Regions from separate parts of the Homo sapiens genome. Here region 2 is linked to region 1. A link is a contact called in ENCODE Hi-C or POLR2A ChIA-PET data. All regions are on one chromosome and are shown on one strand. Each heading gives the region's core, a stretch centred on a gene start or an enhancer-like site at or near the end of the contact. The rest is flanking DNA. Distances are from core to core; before and after follow the strand shown. Region 1 overlaps SCN8A (sodium voltage-gated channel alpha subunit 8). Region 2 overlaps SCN8A (sodium voltage-gated channel alpha subunit 8).

Evidence for each region. Hi-C counts contacts between places; a loop is a spot of excess contacts on that map. ChIA-PET counts read pairs that join two places held with the same protein, here RNA polymerase II (POLR2A).
Region 2: a map of PC-3 shows a loop between it and region 1 (2.6-fold over the local background). The contact joins two enhancer-like sites. A Hi-C loop is called at or near these places in 3 of 168 maps with a recorded cell type or tissue (CD8-positive, alpha-beta T cell, Caco-2 and PC-3). POLR2A ChIA-PET finds 5 or more read pairs at or near these places in 2 of 52 experiments (GM12878 and MCF 10A).

Annotation. Positions count from the first base shown.
Region 1 is chr12:51,635,343-51,638,042 of GRCh38, reverse strand. All of the region lies in intron 1 of SCN8A (sodium voltage-gated channel alpha subunit 8), which reads right to left. Among named protein-coding and RNA genes, the nearest start is that of SCN8A, 45 kb to the right of the region's middle. Within about 2 kb of position 1,287, at least 2 of the 41 ENCODE cell types and tissues checked have a DNase peak (open chromatin) inside an H3K27ac peak, as active enhancers do; they include PC-3, where a contact is called at or near this core.
Region 2 is chr12:51,682,694-51,685,393 of GRCh38, reverse strand. It overlaps SCN8A (sodium voltage-gated channel alpha subunit 8), which reads right to left. Exons shown (of 27, transcript NM_001330260.2): 3 at 1,102-1,220. Among named protein-coding and RNA genes, the nearest start is that of SCN8A, 93 kb to the right of the region's middle. Within about 2 kb of position 1,398, at least 4 of the 41 ENCODE cell types and tissues checked have a DNase peak (open chromatin) inside an H3K27ac peak, as active enhancers do; they include PC-3, where a contact is called at or near this core.

The DNA.
Region 1 (2,700 bases), core at 38-2,537:
AGATCTAGTATAATTCTTAAGAGGCCATTAATTACCATTTTCAGAATGGTAAATAAGCGCTGGCTTCCACTTAAAGTCACCAGCTGCATTAGCTCCTAACAGGAGAGTCAGCCTGTCCTTTGAAACTCTGAAGCCAGGAATTGACTTCTCCTCTCTAGCTATGAAAGTCCTAGATGGCATCTTCTTCCAATAGAAGGTTGTTTCTCTACATTCAAAATCCATTGTTTAGTATGGTCACCGTCATCAATTAATGATCTTAGCTAGATCTTCTGGATAACTTACTGTAGCTTCTCCATCAGCGCTTGCTCCTTCATCTTATACTGTCATGTTCTGGAGATGACTTCTTTGCTTAAATCTCTTGAACCAACCTGTGCTAGCTTCCAATTTTTCTCCTGCAGCTTCCTCACCTCCCTCAGCTTTCATAGAATTGGAGAGAATTAGGGCCTTGCTCTGGATTGGGCGTTGGCTTAAGGAAATGTTGTGGCTAGTACGATCTTCTATCCAGACCATTCGAACTTTCTCCATATCAGCATTAAGGCTGTTCCATTTTCTTATTATTTGTGTGTTCACTAGAGTAGCACTTTTAATTTCCTTCAAGAACTGCTCCTTTGCATTAACAACTTGGTTAACTGGCACAAGTGGCCTAGCTTTTGGCCTAAGTTGGCTTTTGATATGCCTTCCTCACTAAGTTTAATCATTTCTAGCCTTTAAGGTGACAGATGTGCAACTCTTCCTTTTACTTGAACACTAAGAGGCCATGTAAGGCTATTAGTTGGCCTAATTTCAATATTGTTGTGTCTCAGGGAAAAGAGAGGCCTGAGGAGAGGGAGAGAGATGGGGGAACAGCTGGTCAGTGGAGCAGTCAGAACACACATAACATTTATTAAGTTCCCTGTCATATGAGTGTGGTTCATGGCACCCCAGAACAATTACAATAGTAACAACAAAGATCACTGATCGCCATAACAGATGTAATAATGAAAAAAATTGAAATATTGCAAAAATTACCAAAATGTGACACAGAGACACAAAGTGAGCATATGCTTCTGGAAAAAATGGTCCCGACAGACTTGCTCAATCAATGCAGGTTTGGCACAAACTTACAATTTGTAAAAAAATGCAGTATCTGCAAATTACAATAAAGCAAAGCCCAATAAAATGAGGTATGCCTGTATCGTTTTATATTTATGTATTTCATTTTGCTTACTTGGTTATAAGTGCCTTAAGGCAAAAAGTATGCTTATTAATCATCACATACTCCACAATGCCTTGCATTGCATCATGCTTTGCCCTGAAAGAGGAACACAGTAGGCCACTGGATAGTTGTTTGTGGCATAAATGAAAGAATGGTATCCAGCTATTGTCTTAAGAAAGACAATGTTGAAACTGGGAAGCAAATTGATTTTAATATCTCTTAAATAACAGACCCAGCGGTTTTGAGGTCTTCAATATCCAAGGAAACCAGAGCTCATGCCAAATAAACTATATAAGTAAATTTCTGTTCTCCACCTTTCTACACACCCATAGTTTAGGATCTCTGCAATAAAAGTTAAATGATGATTTGGGAGTATGACATTTGTTGTCAATAAAATGGAGCACCTTCTTGGGCTAAAGTTACCATGCCTTCATTCAGATTACTAGGTGGAAGATGGTGATGGGCCAACAGGCTGACTTACTCCAGATACAAACAGCGACATAATGAGTTGAGGCATTCTATAAAGATTGTATTATTAAAAAACAAATACTCGGCCAGGCGCTGTGGTTCACGCATGTAATCCCAGCACTTTGGGAGGCCGAGGCAGGCGGATCACGAGGTCAGGAGATCAAGACCACCCCAACTAACATGGTGAAACCCCGTCTCTACTAAAAATAGAAAAAAAATTAGCCAGGCGTGGTGGCGGGTTCCTGTAGTCCTACCTACTTGGGAGGCTGAGGCAGGAGAATGGCGTGAACCTAGGAGGCAGAGCTTGCAATGAGCCCAGATGGCGCCATTGCACTCCAGCCTGGGCGACAGAGCGAGATTGCGTCTCAAAACAAACAAACAAAAACAAAAACTCTGGGTGTAGTAGTTATCTTTGGGGAAAGGCAGTGATTAGGAGAAGTTGGGTGGGCTTCTGGGTTGCTGTGCACTGAAAATTTATGAAGCTATACAGTCATTGCATTTTTCTATACGTATGTTAAAAAATGAATACTGATAAAACATACCTAATATTAAGAAATCATATCATTTAAGGCCAGATTTAAAAACAACACTTAAAATCATATAAAATGAAGGAGGAACCACCTTAAACTTTTTAAATATTATTTATCTCTATCTTGGGTGTACTTTCTTTATTTCCCCATTTTCTCATTCATTATTTCTAGTAAGGCACCAGCATCTAAAGCTCTGGCTTTTCACTTTTCCACTTAAGAGTTCCAGAGAGAATTACTCACATCTTATTACTCAGCCTAATTACCATTCTTGTATCTATGAGTGAAAAAAACCTAGTTTAAAGTTTCCCATCAAATGGCTCCATTTCCAGAATGTCCCCTTCAGTTGTGACCTTTCGTTCATTCATTCATTCATTCATTCAAGAATTATTTACCAGTGCCTTCTATGTGTCAGACATTGTGCTAGGTCCTGGCACTGATTCAATGATGAACAAAATACCTACATCTCATCCTTGTGGAGCTTAAACTCCAGCAGAGATAGATGGATTA
Region 2 (2,700 bases), core at 149-2,648, 47 kb before region 1:
ATCCCACTTGCCACTAATTCACTCTCTCTTGTTAATGGCATTCACTATCTTTATTCTACCAGTGGAGTTTTAAAAAGAGAAAATATTTCTTACAGCTGGATTTTTTTTTCTTCATTACAGCTGGATTTGTCTTCATGCTTTTTGGAACCAGAAGAGAAAAAACACTCCATCTTCTGATCCAACAGAAAGGAAGAAGTCCACTGTGAATTATTTATTTCCTTATAAACTTTCAGGTTTCAGAAGTGTGTTGCTTCTAAACTACAGATTTCACAACCATGTTGCTAAATTCTCAAGAGTTAATAAAATGTGGCAAAAGCTTCTAAACCAATTCACCAAGTTGCCACTGCTGGCTTCCTCATCCTACTTGGAGGATACAGTAATCTTCGAAGCATGGGACTACATGCTGTTAAATATCGACCAGCCATGGAAGTTTCAAGCCACCATGCAACATCACTAAATCCATCAAATAATTTTTCATTTGCCACATGCACTCTCATATGTTAATAAGGTGTAACTCAGGCCACTTGAATAAATTGGCATTTTTCTATTTAAGGTGAGTAAAAATACCAGAAAAAATTCCTATTTATCCTACAATCTGCATCTAAACCTCTGTAACAAGGAGGTTATTTCATCTGAGAACTATCTCACTTTCTAAGCTCACTGCTCAAAAAATTTTTTAAAAATTCAAAGCTGATTTCTAAAGCATTCATCCAACTATTTGTAACTCAAGAAGGACTTTCAAAAACCTCTAATAATGGCTTTTAATATATTAAGCTGAATAGTTGGCCACAGAAAGAAATCACTGAAGTCTGAGTACTAAATAAAGTTAAGACTTCAACAAAGGTTATTTTAATTTGTCCATACAATGATACCAAACAAAATTTCAGATTCCCACAATATCATCCTAAGAAAAAAAATAATAATTTGCTGAAGCTTAGCTTGGGATGTGGCAGGAGTTCACTCTTAAACCTCTGACTGATGGGCTAGTTAACTACACTATCAGTAAAAAACTTAACATATAATCCAGTTGTCAAATATTGGAAAGGTAAACAAGCAACCATGCAATTGCCGCACTCACTCCACATTTGCCGAAAAGGATATGAATGTATCAAAATTTTAATAGCTATTCTTCTTATCAGGTTAAAAGGACTTAAAATGTACAAGGCAGGCGTGGCACTAAATCTGAAGAGAGTTTTCCCTCTGTTTAATACTACAAAGGTCTGTGGAGAAAGAAAGAGAGAGAAATTATTAAAGCATGGGTATGAGTCACCACATGAAACAATGATTTCTAGGTAAGGAATACATAAACTCAAAAGTCTTTAATACTTTTTACTTCCCAACTTGGTTTTTAAACAAGCAAACTTAACACAATGTTTGCCCCACCTCCCTCCCTCTGCCCTGCCCAGATTATAATACAAATAGCTGATGCAATCTTGGCAGTTTTACAGAATAAACTTGTTTCTTTCAGAAACAGGCCATTTGAATCATACCTAAGCTTCTATGCCAGCTCTGTACACGATACTGAAGTTCATTAATTTAGGATTCATTCACTCAACAAATATTGACTGGACACCTACTATGTGTCAGACAGTGTTCTAGGTGCTTGGGAATGGTCAGTGAACAAGATAGTCTTGGCCCGAAGAGTTTAAATTCTAGTGGGAAAGACAGACAATAAATAAAAACTGTAATGAATGAGTAAATCATATAGGCTGTGCTACACAGAAGATGACAAGTGCTATGGGAAAAGGAGGAAGAACAGGGAGAGGAAGATCAAGAATGCTGGAGTCAGGGGATGGGTGAATAAAGAGGCAACAGTTTTAAAGAGGTGGTCAGGATAAGCCTATTGAGAAGAGAGATTTCAGCAAAGACTGGAAGGAAGTGAGAAATGTTCTTCATTCAATCAATATTTACTTACCAATATTCAATCTGCTTTATATGGCTTTCAAGAGCCCCCAATATCAGCCTTGCCAAAATAATTAAATCATATTTCCCAGTATGAATGTTCCCATCTAGCCAAACTAGCTCATGTCCTCGGAACAGGTTCTCATAATTCATAACGTTGGCCTTTGTTTATGTGGCTCATTCTACCCAGAATGCCCTGTGTTCTGAATTCAATTGAATTAAAATATTTTTGAGCATCTATTCTGTGCCAAGCATTGTGCTAATTACCAGGACACAACACTGAATAAAACTGTACTTTTAGGGAAGACACATATGTGAGCTAGTAATTATGATGCAGGGTAAGTACAAAGTTCAATAACAAAAATATGCATAATGTATGAGAGGCAGCAGGAGGGAGAGATTTTTTTCCCCTTGGCTGGGAAATAAAAAAGAGAGTGAGCTGGGAAGTTCACAAAGGAAGGTAACTAATATTTGGAAGGGGCTTTAAAGGACAAACAAGAATTAAGAAAAATTAATTGGGCAGATTTAGTGAGAAGGGATGGAAAGGTAAGGGAACAAAAATCACATGTATGAAAGCATAGTAGCATGTAGCTGCAGGTTTTTTTTAGGGAATTGACCAGTAATTCAGTGTTGATGGAGAATAAAATAGGGAAGAGGGAGAGCAGACTGTGAAGCTGAGAGATGCAAGGGCCTACTAGACTGCAAGTTCCTAAGGAGACAGGCCAGTGGCAGATACACAGTCCTAACATCTCACTGTGTGAGTGAAAGAGCAAATGGCCAAATAAATGCTAGTCATTT